Linked DNA regions of Homo sapiens: region 1 is linked to region 2. Evidence: chromatin contacts called from ENCODE Hi-C or POLR2A ChIA-PET data. All regions are on one chromosome and are shown on one strand. Each heading gives the region's core, a stretch centred on a gene start or an enhancer-like site at or near the end of the contact. The rest is flanking DNA. Distances are from core to core; before and after follow the strand shown.

Evidence for each region. A loop is a pair of places that touch in the nucleus more often than their neighbours do. ChIA-PET counts read pairs that join two places held with the same protein, here RNA polymerase II (POLR2A). Pooled maps may share reads with other maps.
Region 1: a pooled map shows a loop between it and region 2 (4-fold over the local background). The contact joins the promoter of DHDH here to the promoter of LHB in region 2. A Hi-C loop is called at or near these places in 2 of 50 pooled maps. POLR2A ChIA-PET finds 5 or more read pairs at or near these places in 3 of 52 experiments (CD4-positive, alpha-beta T cell, K562 and naive thymus-derived CD8-positive, alpha-beta T cell).

Annotation. Positions count from the first base shown.
Region 1 is chr19:48,928,961-48,934,948 of GRCh38, reverse strand. It overlaps DHDH (dihydrodiol dehydrogenase), which reads right to left and starts at 1,250. Exons shown (of 7, transcript NM_014475.4): 1 at 1,138-1,250. The coding sequence starts at 1,227. RefSeq lists an enhancer at 1,176-1,677.
Region 2 is chr19:49,013,941-49,019,602 of GRCh38, reverse strand. It overlaps LHB (luteinizing hormone subunit beta), which reads left to right and starts at 2,512. Exons shown (of 3, transcript NM_000894.3): 1 at 2,512-2,536; 2 at 2,889-3,056; 3 at 3,293-3,623. The coding sequence starts at 2,522. The coding sequence ends at 3,535. It overlaps RUVBL2 (RuvB like AAA ATPase 2), which reads right to left. Exons shown (of 15, transcript NM_006666.3): 12 at 5,000-5,119; 13 at 4,453-4,582; 14 at 3,917-4,031; 15 at 3,633-3,786. The coding sequence ends at 3,761. It overlaps SAXO3 (stabilizer of axonemal microtubules 3), which reads left to right. Exons shown (of 5, transcript NM_001396011.1): 4 at 603-730; 5 at 1,263-1,635. The coding sequence ends at 1,635. RefSeq lists a silencer at 1,331-1,520 and enhancers at 764-1,687, 1,497-1,791.

The DNA.
Region 1 (5,988 bases), core at 1-2,500, 83 kb after region 2:
GGGTGGAAGGGAGGCAAAGGAGGAGGCTCTGGCCAGGGGAAGGGGAGACGTGGTCCTGGGGGAAGAGATGACGGGGGCTGGACATTTGGGCCCTGGGAAAGAGAGATCTGGGGGAAAGCCGTTATTAAATCCCCCAATATTGAAATTATCTTCATAGTAGCTTACATCAAGGCCTTTCCAAACCTCAAGACACTCAGGTTTGTGTGGGGAAAAGAAAGAGAGATCAGATTGTTACTGTGTCTATGTAGAAAAGGAATCTGTATCATGAATAAGTTCAAGGAAAGGTGCTGTGACCGGATGTGCACGTAGGCTAGATTTATGTTTCACTTTACACAAACATCTCAGTGTAGCAAAGAGTAACAGAGCAGTATCACTGCCAGCATATCTCGCCTCCAGCCACAGGTAGGTTTTCTCCTATCTCAGAATAGAAGGAATGGGAATGGTCCGCTTTACACTGAGACAGTCCATTCCCAGGGAGAGCAGGAGACAGAAGCCTTCCTCTTATCTCAACTGCAGAGAGGCCTCCCTCTTTCACTACTCCTCCTCAGCACAGACCCTTTACTGGTGTCGGGCTAGGGGATGTAAGGTCTTCCTTTCCCACGAGGCCATATCTCAGGCTTTCTCAGTGGGGGGAAACCCTGGACAATACCCAGGCTTTCTTGGGCAGAGGTCCCTGCGGCTTTCCGCAGTGCAATGTGCCCCTGGTTAATAGAGAATGGAGAATGGCGATGACTTTTACCAAGCATACTGCCTGCAAACATATTGTTAACAAGGCACATCCTGCAAAGCCCTAAATCCATTAAACTTTGATTCAATACAGGACATGTTTCTGTGAGCACACGGTTGGGGCTAAAGTTACAGGTTAATAGCATCTCAAAGCAGAAACAATTTTTCTTAGTACAGTTCAAAATGGAGTTTCTTATGTCTTCATTTTCTACGTAGACACAGTAACAATCTGATCTTTCTTTTCCCCACAGGTTTGCAGAACAGAGATGGAGAAGGAGGTAGCAAGGAAACAGACGTTTCACTGCAATGACGACCCACTCACTAGTCCTGAACCCTAAACTCCCTCCTCCTTTAGACTCTGGAGTCCCGCCCCCCGCCTCCTCTTCCCCAGAATCCGGAGGGCGGGCAGACCTGGTGCTCAGAGCGAGGCAGCGTCTGCAGCACGGCTGTGAAGTCGCTGGAGATGAGGCCGACAGACACGATGCCCCAGCGCAGCGCCATGGTTGCGATGCGGAGCCCTCGGCACCTTCGGTCCCTCCAGGCGCGAATTAAGTACCTGACGCCCCGCCCACCCCGGGGGCGGGTCCCCATCCTCCGCCCGTATTGCGCCTACGCCGATTCTCGTTGGCTCCAGTCGGCAGAGCGGTCATTTAGTTCTAGCTTCCCCGCTGGGCGAATGCACCGTTTAGCTCCGCCTTACAGAGGGAACCACACCTTGACGTCGCTTCTACAGATCTCTTACCTATGACTTTAGGCTCGTCGGATACGCGGGGTAAGGACAGCGTGGGGAGGAGAGGTTTGCTTTCTTGCCAACACCAATCCTTGAGAGTTAGATTTAATGTCTTGCCCTCTGGACTTTGTGGCAAAACTTTGCCCTGACTTTTTTGCTCTCAAAGCCACGCATCATTAGGGGTTGTTCACAGAGAGAGAGAGGATTGTAACAGCAAACTTAATAATTATTACTAATATGTATAGAGCACCTGTAGACCAGCTCCTCAGCTCTGCGCTTTACCTTCTTCGTTCCTAATTTCTCCCCGCAGACCTGGGAAGTAGCTTCTATTGTCCCCAGTTCACAAAGGGGGAAACAGACTCCAAGATCCCTGGTCATTTTTTGGAGGTCTCACAGTCAGGAGGTAAAGACCTGTGAATTGGCTGCTTCCAGAAGCTATAGTTTTAGAAACCAGGCTGCTTTGCTTGTTAGGAGCCCCAGAGCCTGGCCGACTGGTTTCAAAACCCTCCTTGCCCCTTCTTGGCTGTATTGCTTTTGGACAAGAGGTCGCCCTCTCTGGTCCTCACTTTTCTATTCTGGAAAGCAGAGATCATGATAACATCTACCTACATAGGGTTGTGAGGAGGATTCATTGAGCTCTATGGTCTATTATGTAAAATATACTGTATTATTATAATTATTATTGATATAGGGTCTCGCTCTGTCGCCCAGGAAGGAGTGCAGTGGCACAATCATAGCTCACTGCAGCCTCAAATTCCTTAGCTCAAGGAATTAGCTCCTGCCTTAGCCACCCTAGTACCTGGGACTACAGTAGCTGGGACCCAAAGTAGCTACTGGCTACTACACCTGGCTAATTATTTTGTTTTATTTATTAATTATTTTAGAGATAGGGTCTCACTCTGTTACCTAGCTGGACTGCAGTGGCGTGATAATAGCTCACAGCAGCCTTGTACTCCTGGGCTCAAGCTATCTTCCCGCCTCAGCCTCCTGAGTAGCTGGGAGTATAGGCATGTGCCCCACTTACCGCTATTTGTTTGTTTGTTTGTTTGAGACGGAGTCTCACTCTATCCCCAGGCTGGAGTGCAGTGGTGTGATCTCAGCTCACTGCAACCTCCGCCTCCCTGGTTCAAGTGATTCTCCTGCCTCAGCCTCCTGAGTAGCTGGGACCACAGGCGCCCTCCACCATGCCCAGCTAATTTTTTTTATTTTTAGTGGAGACAGGGTTTCACCATGTTGGCCAGGATGGTCTCGATCTCCTGACCTTGCGATTTGCCTGCCTTGGCCTCCCAAAGTGCTGGGATTACAAGCATGAGCCACTGCACCCAGCCTGCTAATTTTTGTTGCTGTTGTTGTTTGTTTTTTGTTTTTGAGACGAAGTCTCGCTCTGTCATCCAGGCTGGGGTGATCATGCAGTGGCATAATCTTGGCTCACTGCAACCTCCACCTCCCAGTTTCAAGCAATTCTCCTACCTCAGCCTCCCGAGTAGCTGGGATGACAGGCGCCCACTACCACGCCCGACTAATTTTTGTATTTTTACTAGAGATGGGGTTTCACTGTGTTGGCCAGGCTGGCCTCGAATTCCTGACCTCAGGTGATCCGCCTGCCTTGGCCTCCCAAAGTGCTGAGATTACCTGCATGAGCCACCATGCCCAGCAATTTTTTGTACAGAAAAGGTCTCACTTTGTTGTCCAGGCTGGTCTCCAATTCCTGGGCTCAAGCAATCCTCCTGCCTCAGCCTCCCAAAGTGCTGGGATTATAGGTATGAGACACTGTGTCCAGTCGATTTTTAAACTTTTTATCAAGGCAGGGTCTTGCCAAGTTTCCCAGGCTGGTTGGGACATGATAATTCCTAACTGGCTGGCCAGCTTCACACAGGGCAGGATATTGTCACTTTCTCTTACTTGGTAGACAATAATTAAGACCTGAGTGTCACACATGGATTCACAGACTTCAAGTTTACACAAACTGCTGAATAGAAACACAAATGGGACCAGGCACGGTGGTTCACGCCTGTAATCCCAGTACTGTGGGAGGCCCAAATGGGAGGAATGCTTGAAGCCAGGACTTTGAGACCAGCCTGGGCAACAAAGCAAGACCCCATCTCTACCAAAAAAAAAAAGTGGGGGGAGGGGGCAGGGCATAGTGGCTCATGCCTGTAATCCTAGCACTTTGGGAGGCCGTGGTGGGCGGATCACTTAAGGTCAGGAGTTCGAAACCAGCCTGGCAAACATGGTGAAACCCCCATCTCTACTAAAAATACAAAATAATTAGCCAAGCATGGTGGCGGACGCCTGCAATCCCAGCTTCTTGGGAGGCTGAGGCAGGTAAATTGCTTGAACCTGGGAGGAGGAGGTTGCAGTGAGCCAAGATCGCACCACTGCTCTCCAGCCCGGGTGACAGAGAGAGACTCTGTCTCAAAAAAAAAAAAAAAAAAAAAAAAAGGTTTAGGGGGAGGGAAATCCACATAGGACACAATATCATTACTATGAAGAAAAAGAAAAAATCATTTAATAATAAATATCAAAAAATAATTTTGATACTCCCAGGTATTTGTCCTAGAAAGAAAAAATAACATGTTTGCACACAAACCAGTGCACAGGTGTTAGCAGCTGTACATAGCTCAAGCCCAAATGTCCTTTAAGCTGCCAGTGGATTCAACAAAATACTACTCAGCGGCCAGGCACAGTGGCTCACACCTGTAATCCCAGCACTTTGGGAGGCCAAGATGGGTGGATCACCAGGTCAGGAGATCAAGACCATCCTGGCTAACACGGTGAAACCCCATCTCTACTAAAAATACAAAAAATTAGCCAGGCGTGGTGGCGGGCACCTGTAGTCTGGAGGCTGAGGCAGGAGAGTGGCGTGAGCCTGGGAGGCAGAGGTTACAGTGAGCCGAGATCACACCACTGCACCCCAGCCTGGGCAACAGAGGAAGACCCGGTCTAAAAAAAAAAATATATATATATAATATATATATATATTTTTTTTTTGAGATGAAGGTTTGCTCTGTCACCCAGGCTGGAGTGCAGTGGTTCGATCTCAGCTCACTGCAAGCTCTGCCTCCCGGGTTCACGCCATTCTCCTGCCTCAGCCTCCCAAGTAACTGGGACTACAGGCGCCCACCACCACGCCTGGCTAATTTTTTGTATTTTTAGTAGAGACAGGGTTTCACTGTGTTAGCCAGGATGGTCTTGATCTCCTGACCTCGTGATCCGCCCTCCTCGGCCTCCCAAAGTGCTGGGATTACAGGCGTGAGCCACTGCGCCCGGCCTAAAATTATTACTTTCTTATTGCTGCACTCCAGCACCTCAGAGGAGGCAAAAAGGTAAACACTGAAAAGAAAATATGCCGGGCACGGTGGCACATGCCTGTAATCCCAGCACTTTGGGAGACTGTGGCGGGCAGATCTCTTGAGCCCAAGAGTTCGAGACCAACCTGCAAAAAATTAGCCAGGTGTGGTGGTGTGCATCTGTATTCCCAGCTACTAGGGAGGCTGAAGCGGGAGGATCGCTTGAGCTGGGAAGGTTGAGGCTGCAGTAAGCTATGATGGCACCTCTGTACTCCAGCCTGGGCAACAGAGTGAGACTCTGTCTCAAAAAAGAAAAAAGAGGGCGGGCGTAGTGGCTCACGCCTGTAATCCCAGCACTTTGGGAGGCCGAGGCGGGCGGATCACCTGAGGTCAAGAGTTTGAGACCAGCCTGGCCAACAGGGTGAAACCCCATCTCTACTAAAAATACAAAAATTAGCTGGGCGTGGTGGTGTGCACCTGTAATCCCAGCTACTTGGGAGGCTGAGGCACTGGAATCGCTTGAACCCAGGAGGCAGAGCTTGCAGTGAGCCGAGATCACGCCACTGCACTCTAGCCCGGGCAACAGAGTGAGACTCTGTTGCCCAGGAAAAAAAAGAAAAAAAAAAAAAAGAAAAAGAAAAAAGAAGAAAAAGAAAATGCTGTGGGGCGCTGCCATGTGGAAAGACATTTGGGAAAGGCTAAAAGAACCCACTGCACACTTAATGGTATATCACATGTCAGTACCCGGTCAGACTCGCCTCTGGTAACATGGAGGTAGACACTCTAGCAAGAATTAGAACACTGGGTCCCTCACAATCCTCAAGGGCTTGGAGCAACTCAGTATTGTGTATAGACTGCAGATTTCCCTTACCATATAATCTTCAAGTGGCAGGATTGATTAAAAAGAAAAATGGCCAGGCGCGGTGGCTTACGCTTGTAATCCCAGCACTTTGGGAGGCCGAGGTGGTCGGATCACGAGGACAGGAGATCAAGACCATCCTGGCTAACACAGTGAAACCCCATCTCTACTAAAAATACAAAAAATTAGCCGGGCATGGTGGCGGGCGCCTGTAGTCCCAGCTACTCAGGAGGCTGAGGCAGGAGGATGGCGTGAACCCGGGAGGCAGAGCTTGCAGTGAGCCGAGATCACGCCACTGCACTCCAGCCTGGGTGACACAGCAAGACTCTGCCTCAAAAAAAAAAAGAAAGAAAGAAAGAAAGAAAAATGGCATTTAAAAAAAT
Region 2 (5,662 bases), core at 1,263-3,762:
GGGAGCCTGGGGCGGGGCCAGAAGGAATCACGGCTTTGGGGCGTGGCTAAAGGGTCTGGGGCGGGATCGCGAGGTTAGAGGAGCCGGGGGAGGGGCTGGGCATTAGGCCAGGCCAGAAGGACCAGGGACTACAAACTCACCTTCAGGGCTCCTAAGCTGCTGCGGAGCTAGACGGCGGGCTGTGGGTGGGGAGGAGACTAGAATATTCTGAGACGGGGTCAGGTGGGAGTTGGGAGAGGTAACTTGGAGTTGCTGCCCAAGATGCAGCTCAGCTCCAGTGGCCACACCAAGACGGTTTAAGACAGAGCGGAACCAGGGAGGTTGTTTTTGGTGGCTGGGGGCTTGGGTTTGAGTTCCTTGAACAGCAGAAGGTGCTTGGATTTAGGGAGGTGAGGCTGGGAAGGGTTCGGGTATGAGAAAGGAAGCTGAAGTTCCCTGGCGTGGGTGGCAGGAAGGGCTCTAACCCTGGGGCGGGGTGTGAGGGCCGTGGCCGTCATGGCTGTCGAGGCCGAAGGAGAGGGATTCTGAACTCGGGACCCAGGGCTTGGGATGGGGTATGAAATCTATGTCTTGGGTATGCCTCCTCCCCCAATCTTGCTCAGGCTCTAATTGCCTGGACGAAGAACCCCGAGCTGTCTGGCCGGCCTTTCACAGTATCCGACCGGGGCGTCCTGGACCGCCGCCAGCTCTATCTGACCACCTCGGCGCGGGACTTTCGGTTCTATCCCAAGTAAGCCGGGCTCTCGCTCGGCACCGCCTCCTGCACAGCCCCCGCCGTGGCCGGTGCACGCCGAGCCCCTGGGCTGGCTCCCATTCCCTGAGCCGGTGGTCTCAGCCTCGACTTCTGTAGCAGCAAGAACCAAAGTTCAGGCCTCAGCCCCTCCCTTTTTTTTTTAAGCACCCAGGAGTCCTTAGTGTCACCTCTCAGGAACCGCGGTAGGGACAGGAAGCCTGCACAGCGGCTCGAGGGGATTCCGGATCTGAGGGCAGGGCCTCCTTCGGTACTTGAGCCCCCAGATACTCCTTCCCAAGGAAGCGAAAGTCCCCTTTTACTTCCCTAGGATGCGAAAGCTCAGTTTCCAGGACGTTAAGTACCTCGAGGACCCAGGAACGCAGGCAACGCGTGCCGGGTCGCGTCCTTCCTAAGGGGTGCTCGCCTGGAAATGCAGGAGTTTGAATGTGCAGACTCCTTAGATCCCGAGGTCTGAAACTCGTCCCCAAGGATCCAGCTGTATCCTCACCATCCCGCCCTGCTCCCACAGGACGGAGCTGTCCGGATACCCCCGCAAGGACTCCCTGACCTACTGGAGCTTCGAAGAGACGCCCCAGGTCTGGAGCCACGGCCCGCAGCGGCCGCCCTGTCCGCGCTCCTCCCGGCCGCCCCGACCACCGCGGGTCCGCGTGCCGCGCGTCAGCCCGGTGACCTCGGCCATGCCGCACCGGGGAGCCCTGTCTCTGGCTCAGGAGTCCTACAGCCCCCTGCTGCACCCGCTCCGGCGGCTCGACCGCTTCTGCCCGCTGGAGGCGCCCTGGGGCGGCCCGCACTGGAAGCCCCTGCGGGGCATCTACAGCGTGCCGAAAGCCTACAGTACCGAGAACTCCAGCTATGGCAGCTTGAAGCCGGCGCTGGTGTGAGCCGTCAGGGCCAGCCCCACCCCAGACCCGCCCCCAGGGCCGCGCTGCCGAGCGGAGCTCGGGACCTCCGCTCACTAGGAAGGGTTCCGGACCCAGCCTGAGTCGCACTCATTACGTCTATTGGCAACGTGGGGGCGGGACTAGCCCAGACACCCACTCAGCTGCGGCATCACGGAGAGGGGACTAAGTCCAGATAATGTCCTTGCAGGCTGTGGCCCCGGGGGCAAGACACGCACCCTGCGGGCGTATTAAATAATGAGTTAAATCACCTGAACCACACCCACTTCCGGGGACGCTCCGGGCATCCTGGCTTGAGGGTAGGGTGGGCGGAGGTCCCTAAGGGAGAGGTGGGGCTCGGGCTTAATCCCTCCTTGGGGGCATCTGGGTCAAGTGGCTTCCCTGGCAGCACAGTCACGGGGAGACCCTCTCTCACTGGGCAGAAGCTAAGTCCGAAGCAGCGCCCCTCCTGTTAGGTTGGACTGTGGTGCAGGAAAGCCTCAAGTGGAGGGTTGAGGCTTCAGTCCAGCACCTTTCTCGGGTCATGGCCTCCTCCTGGCTCCCAAGACCCCACAATTGGCAGAGGCAGGCCTTCCTACACCCTACTCCCTGTGCCTCCAGGCTCGACTAGTCCCTAGCACTCGACAACTGGGTCTCTGAGGTCACTTCACCGTGGTCTCTGCCTCACCTCTGGCGCTAGACCACTGAGGGGAGAGGGCTGGGGCGCTCTGCTGAGCCACTCCTGCGCCTCCCTGGCCATGTGCACCTCTCGCCCCCGGGGGGATTAGTGTCCAGGTTACCCCAGCATCCTATCACCTCCTGGTGGCCTTGCCGCCCCCACAACCCCGAGGTATATAGCCAGATACACGAGGCAGGGGATGCACCAAGGATGGAGATGCTCCAGGTAAGACTACAGGGCCCCTGGGCACCTTCCACCTCCTTCCAGGCCATCACTGGCATGAGAAGGGGCAGACCCGTGTGAGCTGTGGAAGGAGGCCTCTTTCTGGAGGGGCATGACCCCCAGTAAGCTTCAGGTGGGGCAGTTCCTGAGGGTGGGGATCTGAAATGTTGGGGCATCTCAGGTCCTCTGGGCTGTGGGGTGGGCTCTGAAAGGCAGGTGTCCGGGTGGTGGGTCCTGAATAGGAGATGCCGGGAAGGGTCTCTGGGTCTTTGTGGGTGGTGTACCACGCGGGATGGGAAGGCCAGGACTCGGGGCTGCGGTCTCAGACCTGGGTGAAGCAGTGTCCTTGTCCCAGGGGCTGCTGCTGTTGCTGCTGCTGAGCATGGGCGGGGCATGGGCATCCAGGGAGCCGCTTCGGCCATGGTGCCACCCCATCAATGCCATCCTGGCTGTCGAGAAGGAGGGCTGCCCAGTGTGCATCACCGTCAACACCACCATCTGTGCCGGCTACTGCCCCACCATGGTGAGCTGCCTGGGGCCAGGGGCAGATGCTGCCACCTCAGGGCCAGACCCACAGAGGCAGCGGGGGAGGAAGGGTGGTCTGCCTCTCTGGCCTGCGGTTGGGGAATGGGGTGTGGGAAGGCAGGAACAGAGGGCTTCCTGGGCTCCTGAGTCCAGGACCTGTGGGGTCAGCTTGGGAGCTCAGCTGAGGCGCTGGCCTCAGGCACATGCTCATTCCCCCACTCACACGGCCTCCAGATGCGCGTGCTGCAGGCGGTCCTGCCGCCCCTGCCTCAGGTGGTGTGCACCTACCGTGATGTGCGCTTCGAGTCCATCCGGCTCCCTGGCTGCCCGCGTGGTGTGGACCCCGTGGTCTCCTTCCCTGTGGCTCTCAGCTGTCGCTGTGGACCCTGCCGCCGCAGCACCTCTGACTGTGGGGGTCCCAAAGACCACCCCTTGACCTGTGACCACCCCCAACTCTCAGGCCTCCTCTTCCTCTAAAGACCCTCCCCGCAGCCTTCCAAGTCCATCCCGACTCCTGGAGCCCTGACACCCCGATCCTCCCACAATAAAGGCTTCTCAATCCGCACTCTGGAGGTGTCTTTCTGTGGGCTCAGGGCAACCACACATACACAGGGTGGGTGCAGCTTCCCAACCATTTTATACAGAGTCACAGTGTCAGAACTCTGGTGGAAAACAGGGTGGGGTCGGGGGATGACATCCAACTCAGGAGGTGTCCATGGTCTCGCCTTCTGTGGGGAGAAGGAAGGCCACATGGTCAGTGTCGCCCAGGTGGCAGGGCCTGAGCCTTCTACGCCGAGCTCCCTCTTCCTCCCTCTGAGGTTGGCTCTGGCAGTGCAGGTGCGGGGTGGGGATTCTTACTGAGTTCGTTGAAGAGGAAGGCGTCCTGGTACTCCTTCATGTACTGCGTGGAGCGGGACTCGTCCAGGAAGAGTGAGTAGACCCGCTTGATGTCATCCACCTGCACTTCTGTACCCTGGAGGGGGAGGGCGAGTCCTCAGTTGGGCCCCTCTCCGTGAGGCTCAAGGCACAGACCCCAGCGTATGCCACCTCCATGCTCTAGGCAGCAGAGTGTGGCATGTGAGGGGAGGGCATTCTGGGCCAGATTGCCTGGGTTCAAATCCTGCCTGGCCATCTCCTTGTTGTGGGCCCAGCCTCTTCATTCCTCAGTTTCTTTATCTGTAAGGTGGACCTAACAGCATCTACTTAAGTCAAGAGAGATTTACTGATACCTACTATAGGCCAGGCTGGATGATACAGAAGCCAACCTGAGGGATGAAAATTCCCTGCGTCTGAAAACGTACATTCTAGGATGAAATCGGAACCCTGGAAGCCCCTGAAGTACTGTGTCACTCACTGCCGCCATCTGGCCCTGCTGGCTAATTCGGCCGGCTGACCTTGCGTTTCCGGCACACCAAGCTGGCAGCTGTGATGAGCTGGATGGCGTAGCGCAGTGACGTCTCCAGCCCGATGCGGGTCAGCACCGTGTAGGCGTCCTCACTCATCTCCACATCTTCTTCCTCGCACCTGCAAGCAGTGGGGGACAGGGGTGGCTCAGCCGGGGCCCAGCCTCTGACTGCAGCAGAAGTGGCCACAGCAACCCTCTGGCCCTTCCCCACTGGGAATATGTGGCGCCTGCATCTTAGAACCATAGAATGCTGAGGCTAGAAGAGCCACGGAGACAGGGGCTGGGCTGGACCTAAAACCGAGGCCTCCTGACCACCCCCAGGGCGCTGGCCCCAACACCAGTCACGGGTACCTCGCCTCCCTTTCCCACCGTGGCTCCTGCTCCCGGATCGGAGGCCACCGTCTGGGTGCCCGCTCAGCCCTCTCTCCTGTAGGCCCAGCCACCATGCCACTCCGCTGGACCTCAGTGTCAGCATTTGTCAAACAGGGTAGACCCCAGCCCTGCGTCTCAGGCGCACGGCCTGGTCCTGCCCGCACCGGATGCGGAGGATCTGCTTCGTGTCTTTCTCGCTGTAGGGGGTGGTGGAGACGATAAGCAGCCGGTCCAGCAGGTCTATGGGGATGCCGTGAGGGCTCTGGTAGCTGGTGCCCCGGATTCTGAGGAAGAGGCAGAAAGAGGGGGCTGTCAGGGGCATGTTCCCTCTTCATTCCCTTTGCTGGGAACACTCTCACCTCCCATCGCCACCCACTCACTGGGCCCAACACCACTTAACCTTTAGCTCGCGTCTCCTGTCACATGATGACATCACCCCTGATGACGCAGCCTTCCACAGCTGCGTCAGTCCCCCAAGGGCACCTTTCCGCGGAGCTGGGCTGCTTTAAGCTAGATCTCTGCCTCCAGGATTACTGGATCAAGGTCCCACTCCCGTGCTCGACACAAAGCTTCACAAAGGAGGGGACTGCACCTGTCTTGTTCCCTGCTGCAGCGGGGCCAGCCCAGGGCTGGTGCCAGGGGATACAGTCAGTTCCCCTTATTCACAGTAGTGAGGTTCTAGAAAGTCATCGTGAACACTCCAATTAGCTGATCCTGAGCCACTGCTCCTACTGGAATACAGGGTTAGGCTCTCTCGAGCCTCGGCTTACAGTATTTTCATCAATCCATATATATATAATCTGGGTCTATGCGTATTTTCATTTGTG